Linked DNA regions of Mus musculus: region 1 is linked to region 2. The links are chromatin loops, found by intact Hi-C in ENCODE. Cell type or tissue: heart. All regions are shown on one strand. Links, peaks and the distances in the headings refer to the core of each region. The heading gives the core; the rest is flanking DNA. Region 1 has its middle 20 kb from the start of Gm4319. Region 2 overlaps Abca12 (ATP-binding cassette, sub-family A (ABC1), member 12).

The links. Peaks named below come from ENCODE experiments on the same cell type or tissue, not always from the same donor. Only the 100,000 strongest peaks of a DNase experiment are listed, where the experiment ranks them.
Region 1: a loop joins it to region 2, with 7 times the contacts of the local background. A loop is called at or near these places in 10 of 42 quality-filtered maps.

Annotation. Positions count from the first base shown.
Region 1 is chr1:72,137,259-72,150,258 of GRCm38, forward strand. No RefSeq gene overlaps it. Among named protein-coding and RNA genes, the nearest start is that of Gm4319, 20 kb to the left of the region's middle. In heart, for the core only: a CTCF peak has its summit at 4,804 (motif pointing left); no DNase peak of the experiment used is centred there; H3K4me3 peaks cover 297 bases; H3K27ac peaks cover 305 bases.
Region 2 is chr1:71,283,622-71,296,621 of GRCm38, forward strand. Abca12 (ATP-binding cassette, sub-family A (ABC1), member 12) reads right to left here. Exons shown (of 53, transcript NM_175210.3): 24 at 11,106-11,435; 25 at 9,980-10,049; 26 at 9,760-9,894; 27 at 8,793-8,948; 28 at 7,711-7,897; 29 at 4,917-5,135; 30 at 2,838-3,034; 31 at 1,957-2,117; 32 at 324-560. Among named protein-coding and RNA genes, the nearest start is that of Gm39659, 37 kb to the right of the region's middle. In heart, for the core only: a CTCF peak has its summit at 6,088 (motif pointing right); no DNase peak of the experiment used is centred there.

The DNA of each region.
Region 1 (13,000 bases), core at 1,780-9,779, 850 kb after region 2:
AGCCTAGAAAACAAACATTTTATCAGTAGTATGCTATATAGCACCTAATGTATATTCTAGGATATAATGTATATTATAGGCTGGAGAGATGGCTCTGCAGTTAAGAGCACTTGCTGCTCTTGCAGAGGACCCAGACAAGACATTTCCCACACAGGGTCTTTTTTTTTTTTTTCGTTAAGAACAGATTTATTTTTACTAATTTTTAAATGATGTATATATGCTTGTGCATGGGTATGTCACGAGTATAGGCAGCCGTGGAATCCAGAAGAAGATGCGGTTTCCTGGAACAGGAGCGAGGGAAAAGGAGAATATTCACTCTTAGTCACAGAGCCGTCTCTCCAGTCTCTTGCTATCTTATTTTGATTCCAACATCTTGGGGAGCCCTTTGCAGAACGTTCCAGAGAGACGAGTATAAATGTGTTCTGCTTTGTCTGCAAACAATATGCATGAAAGAAAGAGACATTCTCCTGGGTGCAGTTCCCTGTACAAAAGTTGGACGGTTCTGTAAGACTAAACGCAGGGGTCCTTGAGTCACTCTTCCCAAGTCAGGACTCAAGCTGTCAATCCAGGAATATCCTTCCAAAAGTTTTATTTTTATAGAGAGCTTTGTAATACAGAGCTTTGTAAAATCAGTTACTTTGGCCCATCCTTGGGAAAAGGTTATTCATGTGTCTACTAAATGTACATCAGGAAATAGACAATTAGGGTTTGGGGATGCCATAGATGTTCTAAAGACACAAAGAGGCTGGAGAGATGGCTCAGCAGGTAAGAGCACTGGCTGCTCTTGCAGAGGATCCAGATTCAATTTCCAGCACCAATATTGCAGCTCACAACCGTCTATAACTCCAAATGAGTTACAAGAGATGAGATACCCTTACACGGATATACCAATGATACACAGAGAAAAATAAAAATAAGGAAATAATTTCTTATTTAAAATAATAATATTAATAACAATAATTAAGAACTAGAGGGACCTGACAGGTTTTCTAAGCTGCCATTTCAGACTACACCCTGTGAGGAGGGAGGCTGATCTTTGATGGGTGCCCATGGCCTAGGTGGTGGGGGTGTAAGTAACTGTGACAGGAGGAACCTAATGAGCCAGGAACAGTTTGGAAGATCCACAGCAACTAACAACAAAGGAAGATCAGTATCATTTTGGTTCTAAAATATTTAGGTTCTGTAAACACAGTAAAATGTCCAGGGAAATCTGAAGTTAAGGCTTCACACATGCCAAGCAAACACTCTGTCATGGTGATACGCTGTCGGCCCTTCTGTGGAAATTCCTACAGAACTATTGCCAGGCTGAGAGACAAGCTAGAGAGTGCCTTGTATCACCTCTGCCATTTACGACATCTGCTGTGTGACAGCTTATAGCTTCCAAGTGATCTCACATACATTCTTGTGATTTTTGGAACTCCTTTGTAGACTAAAGTGTCTGGACATATATACATGTACAATACACACAGCTATGCTAAACCCGGCTACCACTAAACCTTACAACTTGTTTACATTCTGGAAGATTCCTGCAGATATTTTTCAAAAGCTTTTAAAATGTAAACATGGGGCTTGTCTTCAAAAGAAATGCAGGTTCCAGCTATGCACACAGACCTAGCAGAAATCAAGCTCACAGAGACTCACGCTGTAAAAACATACTTGGAAAAAAATGTTCAAGTCAGACCGTGTAACTGGCGGTATAAACCAGGCAGCTGGATAATCTTGATCCTCGAGTTTATTACCTAGGAGACAGAGATGGTAAAACCTCCCTAGGGAAGCAACAAGTAGAAAACTGTATATAATTCAGCACTTTCTACAAGCCACGAGTGTGAATATCAAGTCCCCCTGACTGGTCTTTAGCCTCCATGTTAAAAGTTTGCCAAAGGCCAGGTATGGTGGTACATGCCTCTAATCCCAGCACTCAGGAAGCAGAAGCAAGTGGATCTCTATGAGTTCAAGGACAGCCTGGTCTATATAGCAAGTTCAAGGACAGCCAAGGCTACATAGAGAACCATGTCTCAAACAAACTAAAAGAAAAGAGACAGCTATAAGTGTGGTAACTGATGCAACCTCGGCAATGGGAAGGCAGAGGCAGGAGGATTGCCTCAAGTTTGAGACCAATTTAGGCTACTTAACAAGGTCCAGATCTACAGAGTGAGACTCAAAAAAAAAAGTTAAAATTGTAAGATTAAGCCAGCCATGGTAGTTCACATCTTTAATCCCAGCACTCAGGAGGCAAAGACAGGCAAATCTCTGATTACGGGGCCAGCCTGGTCTACAGAGTGAGTTCCACGGCAAGCAGCTAAAAGTGCTTGCTGCTCTTCCAGAGGACCTGAGTTCAGTTCCCAGCACTCTCATCTGGCTGGTCACTCCTGTAACTCCAGCTGCTGGGGACCTGAAACCCTCTTCTGGATTCTGAGGGCACCTGCACACATATGCACATAGACACAGATACAAACACAGGTTAAAATGAAATAAATCTTTTAAGAAAAGAAAAGAACTAGACAAACAAGCCCAGAGGAACTTGGTTTATTTTTTCTTTCATTAGCAGAAACTTGGAGGCCTGGAAGTCTTCATAATTATAAACTTCTGATTCCAAATCACCCTCAGGAAAACCTCTCCACCTTTCATCTTTCTTCTTGATGTCAATTGATAAATGGTCCCCAGAAGAGATAACCTTTAAAATGTATCACAAAATTTTAAACTAAGTCAATGGAGAAAAATAAAAATGTGTGTATTAACTCAAGCTTTTAAAACCTTGTCCTTGGGGAAGGAGTCTGAAGGAGAGGATGGGAGCAGGGAAGTGGATATTATCATATTTCATTATATACATAAATGTGTGAAATTTTCAAGAATAAGTAAAATTATAATAACAACAGTAAGGATGCCTGAAACAAAGTCAGAAGAAATCATATTATTATTTATCTACCTAAAATTATATAAAATAATGTAAGTCTGTATAGACATGAACAGTTTAAATGAAAATTTCCCATCTGGGTTTAACAATATTCCCCACAAAATCTATAGGCTATCTAACAAGACTCCAACACCAGACATGAGACTCTCCTTTTCAAGTTGCTGGTCAAGGGCATCCAAGAGATTCCCAAAACATAGCGGGCTATTGCCGTTGCCCTTGGCTGGTTCCCAGAGGTGGAAGGTGACACTGGGCCCAGAGGCCCCTGAGCTGGAACTGACCTGAATGCTCCCCCCAGCCCCCACCCCCCACCCTCCAGGACTAGCTTTTATGATACCAGGAGGTGCCATTCAAGCTTCCAAAGGATGGAAGCAACCAGTAGTCCTCCCCAGCCATGAAGCCCGTGAACCACAACAATGCCCAGCAAGGCACGATAGCCCTAAGGGTACAGTGGTGGCTCGAATAAATTGATAGTAACTAACAGCTCTCTAATTGGACTTCAAGCCGGCTCAACAAGAGGGAAGCCAGGTCTGCTACTGGGAACCAAGCCAACTACCCAGATTAGTGAAACCATGGATCTTGGAGGAGAACCTGCAACCACCTCTTTATTAAACCTCTTTTACTAGCACAGTCTCTAACTACATTCTAAACAGGTGTCCTTACACCCATGAGTAAATGCATCCTCACTCCTCCTCCACGGAACTTCTTGAAACAGATGGAGACTGTTAGAGGAAACCACAGCTCATCAAGAGATCATGTCGTGTCCAGTCCCATCAGATTCAACTACAGCACAACCCCTCCGCCTTAGCCTCCGGGATCGCCATGGAAGAGAAAGGAAAGATTGTCAAAGCCAGAGCAAACAGGAAGTTTGCTGTGAGATTGTGTCTCTCAGAAATGTCAGAGAAACTAGACCCATGGGGTCTCATAGTCATGGCTGCCTAAGCAAGACTTGAACAAGGATGAGGGCAATAGGCCTGCTAACCAGGAAGGAGGAAGTCTCACGAGGCTCCAACCTGTAAGCAATTAAGGAATAATGAGAGTGTGAGAAGTAACCTACCTAGGGAAGAGCTCTGTGACTGGTTATACAAAACCAAGTGGCCAGCCTTGAAATGGTGGGTGTGTGTGTGTATACAATTATATATATATGTGTGTGTGTGTGTATATATATATATATATATATTAACATTATAATAAAAACATTATACAAACTTAGCACTTTATATTTACATAGTTAGAAATATATACATACAAAATATACATATATAACAATAATTTTTTAAAATTTTTTAAGATTTATTTTATCTATTTTATGTATATGAGCACACTGTAGCTGTACGGATGGTTGTGAGCCTTCCTGTGGTTGTTTGGAATTGAATTTAGGACCTCTGCTCACTCTGGTCAACTCTGATTGCTCAGTCCCTGCCTGCTCTAGCCCAAAGATTTATTTACTATAAATAAGTACACTGTGACTGTCTTCAGACACACCAGAAGAGGGCGTCAGATCTCATTACAGGTGGTTGTGAGCCACCATGTGGTTGCTGGGATTTGAACTCAGGACCTTCGGAAGAGCAATCAGTTCTCTTACCCGCTGAGCCATCTTGCCAGCCCAACCATAATTTTTTAAATAAGCTGTAAATTTGAGAGAGAACAAAAGTACATATGGGTGTTGAGAGGAAATATGTGATTATGTTATAACCTCAAAATAAAATCATATATTAAAAATAAATTTTAAAGAAGGATTACAATAGAAGTAGAAAATGGAAGAAAGGTGGAAAGGGGCGAGAAGAAAAAAGAAGGGAAGGAGAGAAAAGAAAGGGAAATTAACTGTTCTGGTAGTGTTAAGGACAAAGGCGGACTTGCCAGACAACAGAATGGGTCAACAGCGACACCTAGTGCTCAATCAGAATCCTGCACTGCTCTTCCGCGTGCAAGGAGGATCCGTTGTTTATTGTAAAATGCAAATCAGCTTCATTTGTCAACTGCCTGAGATTCCCATGCGTGTTCACTTAAGCCCTTATGCTGTTGTTTCTACAGATGTTCGCAGATAAAGGCACAGATTGCTCCGGAGAGACCTGGAATCACACAACCTCGGTGCAAGAGGGGGTGGTGTAGGGGTGGGGGGGTGAGAACCCCCTCAGCCCCTCTTCCTAAGGGCTACACTGAGTGCCTAAGGGTCCCTGGAGGAGAGAGGTTCTCTGTGGGTTTGTAGGTTTGTTTGTTTGCTAACGATGTTTTTTACATGGTAAAATTTAGATGGTGTCCATTTTAAAAAAAAAAAAAATTCTGGATTTGCTTTCAATCTTTTCCCACTACTCTTAACTCTCTGGTGAATAGTGAATTCTGCAGGGAACTACTTAAACTGAAAACTATCTAACTACCTATTAAAGCTATAAATGGAGTGTGTGCCAATGATTTTTAGAGCAGAGATGTCTTCGACTACTTGTGGTACTTGGAATTCAACCTAGAGCCTAGTATATGCTAGACACTCTTGTACTGAGGTATCTACCCCTAGTCTTTTCCAATGATTTGGGGAGGGGAGGAGTGAAATATTATTTGCAATGATAATGTTCAAATAGATAACATTAATAAGGTGTAACTGTGCTATTGAAGGAACTCTAGCATAGAACACTAGGCACCCAGTTACTAGGCCTTCCAAGCCACACACACACACACACACACACATGCACACACACACACACACACACACACACTCACTCACACACACACACACACACACACACACACACGCACCCAAACACCTTTTCCTCATTTCTGCTCATCTCCCCTTCTATCTATCGCTCATCTTCCTCCCCTTACTCTCCTCGGGTCACACCCAGCCCACCTCCCTGTTTTCTGAACCTCTGGGGTTTCTAGGACCTCCGGGGGTAAACATTTTAAATTTGGATCTGACTTCTTTCGGTGACAATCAAGAGAAGGGCACTGGACAAGGGATACACAGCACTGCAGTAAAGACATAGCTTAGTTAACCCAAAAGGCTACACACGGCAGACAGAGCAGCAGTGGTTTTCCATGAGAAGACAATCTTCTCGTGGACAGGCACAAAGGTGCTGCCCTGGAATACCCGCCTATTTGCTGAAAGAACCACCTCTCAGTGAGTATTCATTGGATCCTTTAAGAAATGTCCTCGGGGCCAGAGAGAGGATCCAGTTGTAAACGTGCTCACTTCCATCGAGCCTTAGCACAATCCCCAGGACCCACATGGCAGAAGAACAAGATTCTCATAGGTTGTCCTCTGACCTCCACGTGCATGTTGTGACATGTAGAGACACACACACAGACCAAATAAGCAAGGGTTTTTGTTTTGTTTTTGATGTTTGTTTGTTTACGACAAGGTCTCTCTACATAACCCTCATTGTCCTAGAACTCACTATGTAGACCAGGCTGGCCTCAAACTCACAGAGATCCTCTTGCCCCTGCCTCTCATGTGTTGGAATTAAACACCTGTGCCACCATGCCTGGCCAAATAGAGTTACTTTTAAAAACAGAAACAAGCTTTGCCACTCTTCTGAGAGACCACAGACCTTCCTGGCTCCTCCCGAGGACTCCTCACCTACTGACGGTGCCAGTCTAGTTCTCAGGGAGAACCAAGAACCAACCCTCTAACCTTTTGCCTTTCAGCTTCACCTGTGACATAGTCCTAAAGCATGGTGTAATGCAATTTTCTCTATAACCATTCATTCATTCATTTATTCATTCATTCATTCATGTTTTCTTATATTGAGTATCACCAGAAACCTAAAACTACCTGACCCCCAAACCCAGCATTTAAAACTAACTTGCCGGGATTATGAAAATAGTCTAGAAGCTACTCTTCATAGCTGAAACATTGTGGTTTATCTGAACTCTAGGCAGCCTTCGTGTGTGTGTGTGTGTGTGTGTGTGTGTGTGTGTGTGTGTGTGTGTGTGTTCGTGTGATTGCATGTGTGTGCTTGTTTGTAGGTGTGTGTATGTATTTGCCTATGTGTGCAGGCATTGATAATCACTGATATATATATATATATATATATATATATATATATATATATATATATATACACACACACACATATATGTGTGTGTGTGTGCATGCACACATATATGCCTCATATACTACATATTTCTTGCAATACTCCCTTCAGACTACCTTCCTCCTCTTGACAGTTGAAGAAATCAGTCACAAAAGTTATGCAAATTCCCCATCTTGTTACAGCTCTGCTCACTTGAGACCCCCGGGATGCAGCTGAGAGACTCTGCACTCTGCCATTCTGCTACACCCTTCTCTGTGTTGAGGTCTGTGCCCACCCCCACCCCAGCAGAGCTGTAGCCATTTTGTTCCATGCCTGCCAGCTATTTCACCTTGTTGCTGTAATATGCCTGCCAGTCATTGCCACAGAAAAATAACTGACTCAGGATAGGTCATGCTGACCGTATCCCCTGTTATGTTCTGTATGTTCTGAGGTTTGTTAATCTTAAGAAATTCCACAGCCACAGAGCCAATCAGAATAAAGGTCAGTTATAACTCTGCGGTCTAGCTAGCCAAAATGTCTTGTGTCGGCGCTGATGACTGGACACTTCCTGCCCCTGTGTAGGAAACCTTTGGAAAAACCTATGGTTTTTGTGGGGTTTTCCTTTATAAGCCTGCCCTGAGAAGTGTTTGTTGTTGTAGCTCAGATAATTCTCATCTGATCAGTCTTAGGGCGTGCATTCCATAAACTATCCTTGTCTGACTGAGATTGGTGTTTGCGTGGTTTGTGGAGCGACTTGTGGACCACAACACTGCATCCTTGGCCTCTGATTTTTGATCAAGATCAACAGAAGGCTCAAGGGGGTGAGCAATTTCTGTGACACTTCAGAGTTAAAGTTAAGTGTCTTCCAACCTTGTTTTTTATGTGTTAAACTAAATTTATCAAGACAGGTCAGCTTGGAAATTGCTGTAAAGTTTCAAAAGCAGTCTCTAAACAAAATTTCTCCAGTTCCTTCACAACTCACTGTGGATGTCCACACCTCCACCTTTAAACTCCTTCTAGGGGGCTGGAGAGATGGCTCAGCAGTTAAGAGCACTGACAACTCTTTTGGAGGTCATGAGTTCAAATTCCAGCAACCACATGGTAGCTCACAGCCATCTGTAACAAGACCTGACTCCCTCTTCTGGTGTCTGTACTTACATATAATAAATAAAATAAATCTAAAAAAAAAAAGAAAGAAAGAAAAGAAAAGAAACAACTTCTTCTAAAAGCTCCTGTAACATATTTCTGACATAAATATAGTAGAAATATACTTATTCATGACTTGAAGTATAACATATTGGGTTCAAATTATACAATGTAGCAAAGACATGCTTGTGCCATCAGGAGAAGACACTATGATGAAGGGAAAAGAACTTGAGATAAAATATGTCGCAGTTATTCGTTAGCTATTTGAGTTTGAAGAAGTAATCTCTGGACTGGGTCCACATTAGGCAAAGTGAGTAGTGTGGAATACACAACACATGGACTAATCCTGACTGTCAACCTTACTGGATTCAGAACCCCTACAAGTAATACCTGTGGGCATACCTATGGGGAATTAACTGGAGAGAGAGGACCTACTGAGTGTGGGCTACATTATCCAAGGGTCTTGGATCTCAGACCAAGGAAAAAACTGAGAGAGTGGGCTGAGAGCCGGCAACCATCTCTCTTTTGCCTCCTGGCTGCAGATATAGCATGCCCAGCCACCAGCCACTTCACCCTCCTGCCACCATACTTCCCCACCAAAATGGACTAGAGTCTCAACTCCTAAGCAAAACAAAGCCACTTGTCCTTAAATTGATTTTTCCAGGTTTTTTTCATTTGGGCTAATTGATTTTTCCATTTGGGCTAAATTTGAAGCAAGTTTATTAAATACTAAATCCTGACCAAGAGATGGACTTTAGTCAGGACCATTCCCTTGAATTCCCCAGCTGAGAATGGCCATGTTGCAGGAGTTTGTTTATAAGGGCAAAGCTATAGGCCACTGTATTTTTCTATGAGCCATTATTTTCCATGAACTACAATTCCCAGAATTCTAGGAAGTCACCTAGTCCCTGAGCAGGTTAATTTTGAGTATCCATCTGGGCTCTAGAATCCTTACTGTGGAATCTCAAAATCCAGAATTATCTTGGAGTAAACTATTAAGATATAGACTTTTAAACTCAAAGAAGTTTATAAGTAAAAATTCATTAATTAACTAGTCATAAAATGTTAATGTAAAACAGCCTAATGTAACTATCATGGCTGGAGACTCACTCACACACCTCCATTCAGCTATCACACTCCTTAAACAATGATTTAGCCCAGTGGATCTCAGCCTGTGAGACCCCATTGGGGGCTAAACCCTTTCACAGGGGTTGCCTAAGACCATTAGAGAACACAGATATTTACATTATGATTCATAACAATAGCAAAATTGCAGTTATGAATAGCAACAAAAATATCTTTATGGTTGGGGGGCTCATCACACATGAGGAACTACATCCACAGCATTAGGAAGGTTGAGAACCACTGTTTCAGTCAAATAGAAAATGAATCTATTCTTACTTACCCATTTTCCCTCCTAATTTCTTTTAAGGTGCAGGAAAGCTGTGAGCTGGGTAGATTCCTCTATGTTCTCTGGTAGCATCGGTCCTTGAGGATTTTTATCACAACCTGAGTTAAAGTGACTCAGCCAACACCAAAGGCCATTGAAAGCTGTCTCTGGGTTCATTTTGCCTCTGTTATGAATGCTGCTCGTGTGAGACAGTGGATAAAAGCTGACAATCAAGAGGGAAAACAAAGGCCCCATAAAGCAGATGTTGTAAACAAGGAACAGGTGTTGATGTTTATTTATACCTGGCTGCTGCCTCGATTGACACTGTTAGAATCTCAATCCAAAGGCTTTACCCCATGGACAAGAGATAAAGGAAACAAAGAGAAATCACTGAAGAAATCAAGGCAGTAAACAAGCATATGGGGTAAGGTTCAACCCAACTAAGAGACAGAAATGCAAATAAAACCAGGAAGAAACTACCCAATTTTTTTTTTTTACTATTTTACATATTCTATGTTTCCAGTTAACAAGAAAGTGGGAAACTAAATCTCATACATCACTGCTAGGTGACAGCACAAATAAGTCTTTGTGAGACTAATTACCATGTATGCAAAGAATGGTTTAAATATTTATGCCCTCTGACTCTAGAACCCCTTAAAAGCATGGACATAGGTGTGAAGATCCTCACTGTAGAGAAAATTAGGAACAGCCTCTAAATGTCTAGAAATAGATGAAGGGTGATTAAATTTTCTATGCCTACTCAATTGAACTTATTATTTTGTAAAAAATGATGTTCTCAGATTCTCCTTAGTAACAAAATCACTATAGCCTGGAAAATTGCACAAAGCTGCTATTTTATAGAAAGATCTTTGTATGATGTTTCTATTTTTAATTTTTAACGTATTGGTCAATACTTCTTTACATTTTTCTTTGGTTGTTTTTAATTATGTGCATATGTGTGGCTAGGTTTGTGCACAGGAGTGCAGGCGGTGGTCACTATGGCCAGAAGAGAATGTTGGATCACCTGCAACTGAGGTTATAGGCAGTTGTGAACTACGAGACAGAGGCTCCAAGAACGGGGCTCAGATCCTTTGCAAGATTAACAGGTGCTCTTACGTAGCTGAGCTGTCTCTCCGACCCCAGTCAACTTTTTAAAACTGAGAAAAACTTATACAAACTGAGAAGACAAGGCTAATTCCATGACAGGCTTTAAACTGGCAGTTAAGGAGAGTAGGCCTAAATCTCAGTTCCCATGAACTGGGCAATAGCAGGCAAGTCAGGCCTCAGAAGCTGCCCCGAGGCAAGGACAATGGGTCAGCAGCAGTTTCCAGACTTCCTCAGCCAGTTTCCAGCCCCGACAGGTTAACAGCAGACACCTACCCCAGAATTCCCTAATGTGCTTTAAATCAGGCCTGCAAACTCACTTTGTGGTCTCTCTATTCTTGGTAATGGGAGACCCCAGCATGCTGGACTTCTGCAGAATAAAACACTCTTTGCATTTACATACTATCTGAGTCCCGGGTATCATTCTGCGGAGAATTACTGGACTCTACTCAAGAAAACAAAAATAGAACAGCTGACAAATGAAAGATTGTATACATCACAAAACTGCTCCCATTAACCTGCTTTGGATACACCATCCCTGTGCACAGGCTCATATGAACATTTGAGTTCAAAGCCCTCGACCAAAATTTTGCAGTTAGGATAAAAAAAAATGTATATACAAACTTCAAATCTCCCCATAAAGAAAAACTGAAACCTCCAAAATTGCTATAAACATTTTCAATACAGTTTATAGTGTTAGAGATGGATTTGTTGTTTGCTTGCTTAATATTTTTGTTGAACCAGGCATAATAGCCTGCACCCAGCATTCAGGAGGCTGAGGCAGGAGGAGGGAGCATTCATAGACATCTTGAACTACGCAGCAAGTTTAAAGTGAGCTGGAGCTATGTAGTGAGAACCAAAAACTAAGGGATTGGGTTGTTGGTCTACTTTGATAAAATGCTTACTGTACCAACACAAGGCAAGTTTGGATCTCCAGCACCCATATGAAAGCCAGGTGCTACAGTGTGCTGGTGAGTCTAGTGGTGGTAGGGAGACATGGGAAGATTCTTGTAACCCAATGGCCAGCCTGTCTAGCCAAATCCAGTTTCCAGATTGAGGGAAAGAGACTGTCAAAAAAAGAAAAAGAGAGAGGGGAGAGGGAGTGAGGGAGGAAGGAAGGAAAGAAAGAAGGAAGGAACCAATTGAAGAAGACACCTAACACCAACCTCTGGCCTTCACACACACACACACACACACACACACACACACACACACATATGCACATATATACACACATGCACATACATACACACACCAGCTAAAAATTGAATTTTGTGAAAATTTTAAATGTGATAAAAATTGATCTAAGCCAAAGTGACCTTTCAGCAAAGGTCAGGCCTTAGTAAACACCAGTGATTTTCAGCAACAAGTGAGGAAGTAAAGGCTGTGTATTTATTTCCTCTATATTCTTAGGACCAGATGGTATGTTGAAATGAAAAAAGACTGGGCCCAAATTCTTCTATGAGTAAATCACTTATCAGCTCCACATGATATATTTGCTTCCTGCAGTCCTAGAGATGTTGCCCGTTCTGCTCTGGGGCCAAGAATATTAAAATTGCAAAAGTGAAAGTTTCATTCCTAGGCAGGCAATATTCTGATAACAGGATCTGACAACATAGCGACAGGTCTCTGAAGTTGGCAGGTGAAGAACAAATAGAGCTTTGAGCCTGATCTCTGCGGGTGTCTCACACATCCTTAATAGCTTCTTCCAGGAAAGATGATAGAGACCAGTCTCTCGCTAGCCAGTATACTAACTATACTACTCACCTTAAAACTTGAAAATGACCCTAACATACTTGATACAGCTAATGAATTTAGAAGTGTACGTTTTCTATATTCTTAAGAATTTCATAGCCAGGTGTGGTCTTCCCTTCTTCCCGGGATTGTTGGCCACCTGCCCAAGAGGATGAAGAGAGCAGAGTCAATAAACAAGGTTTCAGATGGCCCCTGAGTATGAACAAAAATGATAATACTCCAGGATTAACGTCGGGGAGACATCAACTTTATTCGGGCTGAATCGAGGGTTATATAGTTTTAGGAAAAGGGGTGGGAATATCCAGGGTGGGCAAAGGCCATTGGCTGAAGGCTAAGGTCCTTAGATGCCTCATTAGCATGCGGAGGCATCCCAGGAATCTCAGGTGCTTGCTGGGTGTGTTTTTTAATAGGGAGAAAGGAAGCTGAAGCTGTAATCTCACCAAGTCTAGAGACATTCTCCAGGTAGATATATGGGGGTTTTGAGCTCCCCATACAAGGTCAGAGAAGAAGAAGCCCTGATGGTAAAGAAAGTCCCCCATTTTGTGCAAAGCTCAGAAAGCTATCTGGACAATGGTAAACTTCAACTAGAAGGACCCAACAGCCAGGCATAGTGGCATACACCTCCTTCAATCCCAGCACTGGGAGGCAGAGGCAGAGGCAGAGGCAGAGGCAGAGGCAGAGGCAGAG
Region 2 (13,000 bases), core at 1,750-9,749:
CACATACATAAACATGGACATACACAGGAGTGTGAGAGGGACAAAGTCTAGAGGCATGGCACTTCCCTATGTACACAGTGCTGGTGTCCATTTCCAGCACTCTAAATTCAAAAAATAATTAAATAAAGAAATAAAGAATGAATGACTCAATCAATCAATAGATAGGTAGATACATAGATGGATGGATAGACAGATGATAGATAGATAGATAGATAGATAGATAGATAGATAGATAGATAGATGATAGATAGATAGATAGATAGATAGATAGATAGATAGATAGATGGGTAAATGGGACAAGCAGTAAAGAGATGTCCACCTACCTCTTCAACAGTGGTGTCTGAAATGCCATAGCAGCCGATGTTGAGTTTACCCATGCCCTTGTCCAGTGCTCTCAGGAGGGACAGGTAAGCTCCTGAGACTTTCGTGCTGAATGGAGGGAGCACATATACAAGCTCTCCCCCAATATCCTCTTTGAGGTAGGCTTCAGGAAGGTGCGACTGGATCATTGCTGTCACTGCCACTGTGTCACAGATTGCATTTGTGTCTAGGTTTGGACTCTGTGGACAAAAGGGAAAGTTATGCAAGCTCTCCTGAGTCAGACCACATGCCATCCCTCCAGCCATTCCATGTCCCACACTCCTCCCAACTGTATTCTCCCACCACCACCCACCTTCTTCTCTCATGCTTTAATGCGGCGGCAGTTTTGAGTCTCTGTGGCTATGGCACATATGCCATGCTGTGGCGCATGTGCCCCTCAAGGTCTCTGTACCCAGGCAGCCAACACACCCCATTCTCTCACCAGCGCCAGCCCACAGCTTAACTGACACTTCCCACTCCTGCTTTATTTCTGTCTACATTTATAGAAATAAATATTCTATGTAATTTATCATTGACTAATTGATAGTGTGTTAAATAATTTACACATTGAGCACAACATCTGAAATTTCACATTTCATCAAGCCCAAAGTTCATGCAGCCAGAACATGGAGTTTATATTACGAATTTGCTGATGCAGCCCCAGTGCCTAGAATAATGATTGGGTACATCAGTCAGCACAATATCCTCTAATATATGAATTTCCAAATGTAATGATAAATTGTGGTTATTTTGTTTTTGAAGCTCAAGGATAATTTTGCTAGGGTTTAAAAGAAAATATAGTAAAATTAGATGAAAATCCCAACAGTCACTAGGAGGGGAATGGAGAAAAAGCCATGCCTTTTCAGTTAACCAATAGGGTAGAAATAGACAGCTTATTAAGGAAGACAACTTTATTAAAATGAGTCCCAATGTCTTCTTGCTATCCCCATAGAGCAGTGCATGTCACAAGTCTCGCCTAAGAAGCAGATGATAATTAATACAGGTACCATCACTTGATCAATGTGCAGATAATAAGAGACTATGAAGTATTTCAGTCATAAGTGTAATATATATATCATACCTACCATGAGACCGCTCAGGAAATTTCAAGGAAGAAGGAGCAGAAAGATCTTAAGAGTCAGTGGTAGTGGATAACTCCAAGAAAACTGTTCTCTGGACACAACAGGGCAGCTGCACATCTGGACACACAGTGGTAGGGACAGTGTGCATAAGACCTACTCTAGATCCAGCCAGACACAGTGGCAACATGGGGTTGGGGAGATGGCCACAGCATCCCATCACTAGCTAGGAAGGACAAACTCCCTCTGTCTGTCCTTTAGAAGGACGTCATTTTGTACAGTGCCTACACTGTGGGAAATTACCAGCAGCTTAGTACATTTAGGAGACATCAGATGCTCTCGGAAGGGAGCAGAAATCTGAGGTTTTCAAACAACACACTTTCTGAGATTTAAGAAGCACATAAGATTGCATACTGGTGAATCTTAGCAATGAGTTGAGCTGGAGAGAATCTGTCTTCACTTTATAGAAATGTTTACGTCATTACCGCCATGATACAGTGCGCTTTCTCATACAAACCTTCTTCTTGGTGAGTGTGAGGTGGTAACCATCCCCAAAAGCTTCCTTGAGGTAAAATGGAGATCCACAGCACCGGAGCCCACCCTGTTCCAGGAAGGCGATGCGGTCACTCAGCACTTCGGCCTCATCCAAGTGGTGTGTGGACAGAATGATTGTTCTTGCTTGAAAATACAATCAAGAACAATAGAGAATGAAAATAAGAATCCGAGGCTCCCACAGTCTGGAATTAACAAGAGCAAATCCTGGGGTTTCTGGGACAAGGGTAGCGTTAATTGAGGTGCGTGAACCTCCATAGCGATCAAAGGGAAATTCAGAAGACTGCTATTAAATATATAGGAGGGGGTCTTATATGTAATTTAGCAGCACACGGGCACTTATCAAGCTTCATAGCTAATGTCCTTCATTTTCTGTGGGCATCAGCTACTTCTCACTTGTCAGAGTTTTACCTCTGTGGTCTCAGTGTGCTCTCTCTCCTTCCTTCACTATAAAAATGGTAATTTAAAAGACTTTTGAATATTCCTCTCTGATTAATCCACTCCAGTCTGATTACTTCTCTGCTTCACATCCTGTTAGCACTTATTTGGTGTGTTTTTGGTTTATTTTTATTTGTGTACGTTTGGTATCTCTAATTAGATTCCATGCTTCTCTAGGCAGACTCCTGTAGGCTCTCAATAAGGCTCGATAAATTTAACTCACAGTGAGTCCTGGATATGTATTAACTAATTGACCCAGAAATTTCACTGAGAAATCTTAGGAAAAAAATGATCTCACCTCAGATATTTAGAAGGTGTTATATACAGAAAAGCTTCAACTTGAATTTGGGGAGCCCTGAGGGTCGAGTTATGACTGTGCCATGGAAGAGTTAGGAAAATGATTCATACCAGTTTTGTTCTTGGATATGACATCCCATATGCTTCGGCGAGAACATGGGTCAACGCCCGTGGATGGTTCATCCAAAATCACTACCCTGGAGCCACCGATGAGAGCTATGGATATGGACAACTTCCTCTTCATTCCTCCCGACAACGTTCCAACTCTCTTATGGCGATGACTATACAGTCCAGTGTCTTTTAAAGTCCTTCAAGAAAAAAATAGTGAATGGTGCTATTGTGTTCACAATCAGTGGATACGTCTTCAGTGAGGTGCAATACAGTTCCCGAAAACATGATACGGTTTATTGTCATTTGTCATCTAATTATTGTCACAAAAATAATTACTACAACAATATGAACTAACAATTACCGAATGGCAGAGAAGCACCTGAAAAAATGTTCAACATCCTTAATCATCAGGGAAATGCAAATCAAAACAACCCTGAGATTCCACCTCACACCAGTCTGAATGGCTAAGATAAAAAATTCAGGTGACAGCAGATGCTGGCGAGGATGTGGAGAAAGGGGAACACTCCTCCATTGTTGGTGGGATTGCAAGCTTGTACAACCACTCTGGAAATCAGTCTGGCGGTTCCTCAGAAAATTGAACATAGTACTACCGGAGGATCCAGCAATACCTCTCCTGGGCATATATCCAGAAGATGTCCCAACCGGTAAGAAGGACACATGCTCCACTATGTTCATAGCAGCCTTATTTATAATAGACAGAAGCTGGAAAGAACCCAGATGCCCCTCAACAGAGGAATGGATACAGAAAATGTGGTACATCTACACAATGAAGTACTACTCAGCTATTAAAAAGAATGAATTTTTGAAATTCCTAGGCAAATGGATGGACCTGGAGGGCATCATCCTGAGTGAACTAACAATTACTAACAGCAATATGAACTAACCAGTAACCCCAGAGCTCCCTGGGACTGAACCACCCATCAAAGAAAACACATAGAGGGACTCGTGGCTCTAGCTACATATGTAGCAAAGGATGGCCTAGTCGGTCATCAATGGGAGGAGAGGCCCTTGGTCCTGTGAAGGTTCTATGGCCCAGTATAGGGGAATGCCAGGAAGCAGGAGTGGGTGGGTTGGGGAGCAGGGGGAGGGAAGAGAGGTTAGGGGATTTTCGGAGGTGAAACTAGGAAAGGGGATAACATTTGAAATGTAAATAAAGAAAATACCTAATTAAAAAAAAAGAAAAGAAAAACCACAAGAGAGTATATAGTCCACTTGTTTGACAGATAGTTAGAACATTGTACTTTTGTATCAGATTATGTCATAGAAAAGAGCAACGAATAGAAAGATATCTTTTTCATAAAGAGATTGTTTGCACATGTGTGCAGAGGGTGAAGAAATTCCTATGATAAGCATAATCTCAAGAATATTTATAATATAACAAGTGGTAATCAGCACACAATTAATAAACTAAAAAGTCAGATGAGCAATGACTGGAAAGTGTTCATTTGGCCAGGAGTGTCCAAATGGCTCTCAGGAAACATATGGTAAGTTAAGAAAAACAAACAAAAGGACTTGTGGCAGAAATCAGTTGTGAATAATCAAGTGTATGAGTAGCTTATATTCCCAGACCAGAGTAAATAGAGAATGGGAAACAATGTAGTCAGATGTGGGATGGAGGGCATGTTTTGTGTGGTCTGGTAGGCCTTGCTAATGACATTATGGGATGTCATACTAAGTGTGGCAAAAGCCACTCAAGTGGTGGCAGGAATGACATGGTCTGATTTGCCATTGACAAAGCTCACTCTGACAACTCGCTGATAAGAATCCATGACTGGGGAGAGCAGTAGCAGGAAGTCCATTTAAGAGGCTATGAGATGTCGTGCCCAGGCAGAAGTGAAAACAAAAGATCTGGGTCAACATACAAGGCACCAGGGCAGAGTTGAACAGTGCGTGTATGACTGTCTGGAGAGGATAATAATGCTAAATGTGTATGTTATCAGAGAGGTAGGAAGCAAAGCAAAATGCTTCCCATCATTATTGCTACCAGAACTTGCCCAACATGGTATATGTCCTTGGAAGAGCTTAGCCAGTTGTGTTCTTATTTCTGGACTAACTCACCTTTTAACCTCCTCATGGAGCTGTGTTTTGGTCCAGTGAGGAACTTTGATGGAGCCATACAGGAGAAGGTGTTCCTTGGTGGTTAGGTAACTGAACAAGACGTCATGTTGCATGCAGACCCCCATGTTTTTCCGAACAGTATTCAGGTCTGTCTTGATATCTTTTCCGTATACAAAAATGGTACCCGCTGTGGCACCAAACAGCCCAGTCAGCATGGAGCTGGAAATGAGGATGTGAGAAATTAGATATGGACCAATCACTCAAGCTAGACAGCAAGACTAAGCGTAACTCATATGCTGACCAAAGGAGAGGGGGTTTGCAATGCCTCTCCTCAAACGAAGTCAAGCTGTGAAAGAAAAACACATTAAGAAGAAATGAAAGAAATGGGACTGACTTTTAAGCTTTCAGTTGTTTTCGCTGTTGTGTGAATACTACATGGTGGTGGTGGTGGTGGTGGTGGTAATGGTGTTAAAGCTGAGGGGCCTTTCCAGTTGAAGGGACACTCTCTCCTTGAGAGTTACTGTGTTTCCTTGGAATCCTATTTATATACTGGCAAATCTCCAATTTATGTCTCCGGACTAGATGCTATCACTTACACCCAGATGTGTGCTGTGAATCCAACAGACAATGCTTCACCTTCATAAGACGCCTTACGAGGTCCTCAAACTAAGTATGGTCTGCCCATGGTACTAAACGCTTTTGCCTCTATCATTTGCTGATAAATTAATATACTGTTTGCACAAAACTATATTTCCTTCTCTCTCTCTCTCTCTCTCTCTCTCTCTCTCTCTCTTTCTTTCTTTCTTTCTTCCTTCCTTCCCCCTTCCCTTCCCTTCCCTTACCTTCCCTTCCCTTCTTTCTTTCTTTCTTTCTTTCTTTCTTTCTTTCTTTCTCCCCTCCTACCTTCCTTTCTTCCTTCCTCCCTCCCTCCCTCTTCCTTTGTTTCTTTCTTTCTTTCGAAAGTCTTCAAAATATTTTTTTTTCTTTTCGAAATGGAGTTCAAAAATTAAAATGCAACTTTAATGCACCAAATACATTTAAAAACAATATTGAGCCAGGCATAATGGCGTGTGCCTCTAGTCTAGCTATTTTGGAGACAAAACCGTATTTCAGAAGTCATGTTTGCATCTTTGTCTCTTGGTCGTACCATCAACATGTGCTACCACCAGGGGGCAGCAGCCATCACATCACCGCACACCTGCTTCCTGATCCTCCTACCTCTTTTGGTCTCCACAGAGCCATTCTCTGTATAATGGCCAAAATATTTTGACCTAGAAAACTCTCAACACCTTTCAAGTGATTAATCAATTGGAAGTTATTTAGAAACCATCTCCTCCCCATTAGAACATAATCCACAGAAGGTCTAGAGAAGGACCAGATTTCTCACCAGTCTCTCATAGTCCTAAATAATGAATCAAGATAGTGTGTAATTTCCTCATACCATCCATTAAAATACAAATAACACGTTTCTTCTTGATATTTAAAGGTTTATATATATAGGCCAATAAAATAGGGCATTCTCAGCTGAAGTTGTAACCTCATCAAACACCTTCGCTCTCTCTTTTCTCCCCTGGCCTCTTATTTCCTATTGAAAAATGTACTTTATAAGTGTTCCGTTCTAGAGCGCCAACCCTGGCTTTTAATGGGTTGTACAAATAAGTGGCTGCATGTTTACTCTTATCACGACCTTCATTTGTCTCTAGGTATTTAGAAAAATATATTGGTGCCAGCATTTGAGCAGTCACTGAGCCTACTCAAGATGATTAAAAACAGAATGCGGACAAAGTGAGACATGTCCTTAAGGGCTTGAGTCTAACAGCATCTTAACACTGATGGCAAATATGCACTGGCAGAACCCTGGAGGCTCCACATCAAAGCAAACATTCAAACTGTGAAATAACCTAAGAATCCTGGCATCCCAATCCTCCCTTTATCTTGACACAGGACAGTCAGTTGAGAGACAGAACAGCTCATGTGCTGCTTTGGACCTTGACTATATGATGCTGGGGGTTCTTTGTTTCTCCATGAATCAAGGCGAATGCTTCCTGTGGCAGGACAGAGGGTGCTCTGTGTTCAGGCTAGGGTGAGCAAACTCAGACTCATCCCTGGCCTGGGTAGAAATACAAATAAAGATGGACATACTAACCAATGTAGCAGTACAGATCCAAGACCAGGGATGAGCCAGAGAGCACGTGTGGTTTGAACAGAATGGTACTAGCGAACCCTACCAACAGCTCCTGTCTCGACATGCACCTCTGTGCTGCAGAGTGCGCTGTGCTCGACAGTGATTCTCAACCTGTGGGTCTCGACCCCTTTGGGGGATGCATACCAGATATCCTGCATATGTAATATTTATATTACGATTCATAACAGTACCAAGATTACAGTTATGAAGTAGCAATGAAATAATTTTATGGTGTGGGGGGAGTCACTACAACATAAAGAAATGTATAAAAAGGTCATAGCATTAGGAATATGGAGAGCCACTGATCTAAGACATGCCAAGTATACTTACTATTATCTCAAAACTATACTGAATTAAACATTTTAAGGCACATAGGCGAAGCCAGAACTAAATGCAGCAAATAAACCTCTCCCGTGCTGGCCTAAGATGGACTTAGAGCTCAGTGTGGAATCGCTGGGATAGATTTCATTTCATTCCTGGGCAAGCTGAACCATATGAACCATAGGTCATAATAGCTCTGCTTTCTTCTTTGTTTAAGTCCTTATTCTTTAAAAAGCTATTGTTCATTAATAATATCCTTCTTTGACATTTAGTTGAAAAATAACATACATTGTTGTGGTTTTGCCAGCTCCGTTTGGCCCCAACAGTGATGTAATGTGCCCTTCGTAGAAGTTCAGATTGAGGTTCTCAACAGCTGTTTTTGAGCCATAGATCTTTGTGACCCCATGAAGGGCAACTCCAACTTGGAGATCTTTAGGTTCAGGTTCAATGTTGGAGGGAAATGCACAGTCAGGACCTAGAGTGACCAAGAGAAGAGTTGTAAGCTCTTAAGGAATTAATAGAGCTGTGTTAGACTTTCCTTAAAAAACTGGAGATTATATAAATGTGATCTTTAAGTTTAAAGAGTTCAGAAGCAACTGATTTATTACATTCTCTAGCTTCCTTCTGACCTGCTTACACAATGAGCAGGACTACAAAACCACATTCTCTAGGGTTTATTGTATCAGCCTTCTCTGTTGGAACGAGCAGTTCCCGAATGCAGTATCATAATTTTAAAGTCTCTTTTTTCCCCTCCCCAGCAGATCTTAAATATTCAAAAGATAACCCAGAAGGTTTGTTCTCTGATTGGGAAGGATATTATCAATTTATGAAATAAATGTTTCCAAGTTGTGGTTTTACAGTAGCACAGTTTTCTCGGGTCTATGGCTTACAGAATGCAGATAATTTTCCTTTCAGGCATCACCACAACACCACTTGCACAGGGGGTCTTTATAGAGACAATAGCATCACCCCAGGTCACCAGCAAGGCACTCTTTTTCTCACACCAGCTGTGAGTTATGCTACATTACCCATTTTTGTTTCTTGGTTACTCCCATGACTGGCAGCAGATGGCCAGAGTAAGGGATGCGGACTGTGGGCAAGGAACAACATTTTTCTCTGCGTGAGTCTAACTGGACCACAAAGGGATGTACAGTTTTGGCTTAATTGGCAGCATATGCTAACCAACTGAGCTAATGAGCCCAGAAGAAGGCACAATTCAGTCCCTGTAAGGATGTAAACACATATGTGTAGACATACTCACCCATGACTAAAGGGACGATAATAATTTCATTTAGAAAAATGTACCTAAACCCACTAGTTATGTAATTTTAGTATAATTTCTGTTATAATAGTACATGCTATTGACCTACTTGTCTTACTGGCAGAAGGGTTGGTGTTCTGCATCATGATATTAGTAAACATTAAGCCATTGCTTTTCTCATGCTTCACCTCTGCGCATCCAAAGCGCTCTTTCCAATAGGAAGGAAGGATGGGAAAATACCATGGAGCTGCCATTCCATATGTCCCTGTAATGAGAATACATGAAAAAGAGTGATTACTAACTAAACAATGAAACCCTGAATGGTTCAGAAAATGACTTCATTTTGTGTAATACTAAATAACTTCAAAGGGTAAGTTCAGTTTACAAACTAATGCCAAAAAGATCATCTCTTTGATAAAGCCATGTCAGTGCACTACAGTTATAAATTGGCCCATTTTAAAGAGTGCAGTTGAATAATTTTTGTTCATTTACAAAAGCAAGCATCACCACCATGGTCTAGTGTTAAACTACTTCTGTATCTCCACAGCTTTCTCACAGGGTTCCTTTCCATATTCGTTGGGTCCTACCCCAAGGCCCACACCAGCACTGATATGCTTTGTCTCAAGACAGTCACTTTTTAAATAAACATTTTGTGCAAATGAAAGCATAGAACTTATTCACCCGTGCACTGAAAATGCACACATATCAATAACACTTAGTGGGAAAACACCTAAACGTGTTAGAAAGGATAACTGCTTGAGATCCAAAGACAGAGGCCAGTCTATGTCGTAGGATGCATTTCATTATCCATAACATTAAGAGACACAGGTTTTGCTTCTATTTGCAAAGACTGATTGGACCTGATACTATCCCACAATTTTGAATTTACTTGTTTTTAAAAGGACAGTGAGACAAGAGACACAGCGACAAATTTAACCTGAACAATTTGGTTAATTCAGGTTATTTATATTATTATACCATTCCACAGATTAGTCTGGCCAGCCAACTACTAGTGCATGTGTATTAGCTGACTTACAGCAATGACAACCACAAGAAGCATGTGTGCAGGTTCCTACCTGGGAAAACATTCCTGACGTACCAAGCAATAAAGAAATAAATGAAGGAGTCTGCTAGGATTAGACAGCACAGCCAGCCAAATGAGGTGGTGTCATCCTGAACAGGGGATTTGTACATATTTTCCCACTGAAGACCTAGAAATTGAACACAGGTGTTTACTCTTCCTTGGCACACATCACACTTAGAGATAAAACCCTATTTTAAAGAAATTGAACGTACCAACGCCTTGTTCTTCATACCGTGCAATATATTGGCTTGCATAGCTGAATGCTGTCGGGGACAGCAGGCTCTGAGAAGAAAATGAACAGTGGTGATTGTTCCAGCACATCTCACCTGGAAGGCCTCAAAATGCTCAACCCGTTAGACATATAGGAAAGACAGAGCTCACTCTCTAAGTCTATTTTAAAATACTTAAGTCCCTTGCTAAAAATACTACAATGAGAGAGAGACAGAGAGACAGAGAGAGAGGAGGGCAGAGACAGAGACAGAAAGAGAGAGAGAGAAAGAGGAAATACTTGGAGCATGCCTTTTAACAATCCAAAATATATGCCTAAGCTTATTAAATGTTGCTCAGAAATTTATAAGGTAGGAAATTACAGAGTAATAGAGTGTGAAGATTCAAATTAAATGATATCAGGACCTGAAAGTGTTCTGAAATTTATTTCAGGTGATACAGTCTTAAATGAGAATATACTAAAATATTTATTGGTTGAATATTGATAATCACTACCAATTATAAATTTAAGTTTTGTTTAAACCTAGAGCAGTCAGTGTTGAATAAAGGTTATTCATCAAGATCTATGTCCATGAACAGAAAAGCCTTAATATGACAGGAAACGATCTGCTTTCTGAAGATTAAATTCAGTCATCTTAGTTCTCAATTTAGTACTTCTGAGGTAGGAAAAAGCAGAAGAGAATTCACATTTGAGTATAGGCTATCAATGCCTCCATCACTATTCCAACTGACTATGTGCTCCTCATAAAAATGATGCTGGCTTTTTTATACATGAGACTGGTTCTTACGCAAGAATTTCTGAGATGTTTGAGGATTCGAACCAGAGAAGTCAGAATTCTTTTTGAGCTCTAAAAACATGGCAGGTAATATGTTTAACTGAACCAGAGCCTAACAGCATCACTAATGGTTCTAGAGGCTGTGTGGTGTGGGAGGGGGATGTTTCCTTTCGGAGTAGAGAGCAATTAGAAAAACCATTAGAAGAGTTAAGTATATTTTGCTATTACATTATATTTTAATTGTATAAATGAACTTTCAACTTGAGGGTATTCGTGAACTAAGGGAGGAAAGTATTTATGTCACACAAGGGTGCACTCCAGCCGGTTGACTTACCATGAATACTTTAATAACGTAGCTCAGCTCATCCTCAACTGTAACCAGAACAATAAATGGGAAAAAGGCGATGACATAGATGAGGCTTCCAATCAGAGCTGCAATGTTGGTGTTGTTGAAGAAGACACTGATGAGATAGCTCATGGCAATCACTGAGAAGCTGTAGTCTGAGAAGTACAGGAACAAAATGAAGCCGTTTGTCTTGGGAAGAATATTGCCAAACTTGAGGATAACGATGAGGATTGCAATGGTGACCAGCAAGAACCCAATACTCTCTATAAGCCAGGCAAAGAAATGGCTGCAGGAGTTGACACCCATCATCTTCATGTACTGGAAGAGGAAGGAAGAGTTAGATGTTTCTTCGGCTGATACCCAAGTAACGATTACTTCTGCATCGTGACAAAATGTCTAAGAGTCTCCTCTTAAATGGAGCTATGCATTTGAATACCTTGTGTGAATTCTCTTTGATTGCTAAGACTTTTTGTATCAGCCTCCTCTTGGATTTTATGCACTCAGAGTGGCATCCCAACACAGACAATGATTTTGTTAGAGAAGACCCTCTTACTCATAAAAACATACATTTCTAGGATCAGTGAGGTCGCTCATCAGACAGAGGCACTTGCTTGACCTGGATTCCATACCAGATCTTAGAAGATGATAAGGATAACCAACTCTTGAAAGTTATCTTCTGACCTTCACAATGTGTGCCTGCTTGGTGTCTTTCTGTTTCTCTGTCTCTCTCCCTGTCTCTCTTTTTCCCAGGAAATAAATAAATCAGTATTGAGTACTTGTTTAGGTGCAGAGGTCCCGAGTTCAATCCCTAGCAAAACACACACACACACACACACACACACACACACACACACACACAAAAACATATACACACACACACACACACAAACCTCTATATGTACATTACAGTTGTAGCTTTGAAACTGGTATCTAGTTGACTTCCCTAGATCAAAGTGATTTAGACTAAGACATAAAATTTATGGTGTCTCCTCTATTATTTTACAGCATGAACTTGACGTTTGCTTAGGTATAAATATTTCATTCTGGTTAAAAAGCCACACATAGTTTAACTTCAAGTAGGGATTGGAATAATAAAAGTCTATATATTTTTAATAAGTCTTGATGAACAATATAACTATTGAGTCTGTTTCGTGAGAGAAACACAATAGATATTCTTATTACTTAAAATGTGGCAGTTTGAAGATCCTTGGCCTTTTCTGATAACCTCCTCAGCCCTAACATCAATGGACAGCCTGTGTCAGTCTTGGTATCTATAACAAGAAGACAGTCACATGCCCATGAACTGAGGTATCTGAGATGCTGTAGGTCAGTTTCTCAGCCAATTTTCTTTTCTGACTCAGTGATATCCCCAGGGCCAAGACATTCCACTGGAGACATTCTAATTGATAAATATTTGCTTTTGCACAAATGCAAAAAGAGTCTGTTGTCCACAACACCCCCTTAACCCCAGTAATCGTAAATTTGGTACAAGTGGAACACTGAGGGAACCTGGACATTCTAGCTTAGAGCTTTTAACAATTTATGGTTAATATTAAACTTATACATGCTGGGCAGTGGTGGCACACACCTTTAATCCCAGCACTTGGGAGGCAGAGGCAGGAGGATTTCTGAGTTCAGGACCAGCCTTGTCTACAGAGTGAGTTCCAGGACAGCCAGGGCTACACAGAGAAACCCTATCTCCTTGTCCGAATAAACAACAACAACAAAAACAAAACAAAACAAAAACAAAAACAAAAAAAGCTTATACATTTAATGTCCCATTTAAAAATCAATAAAATAAATGTTCCACTAACAGCATTATAGTCCAGTGTTTTTATAGAATAAATCATTTTTAATACATATCTCTTAATACTGTATGGAAG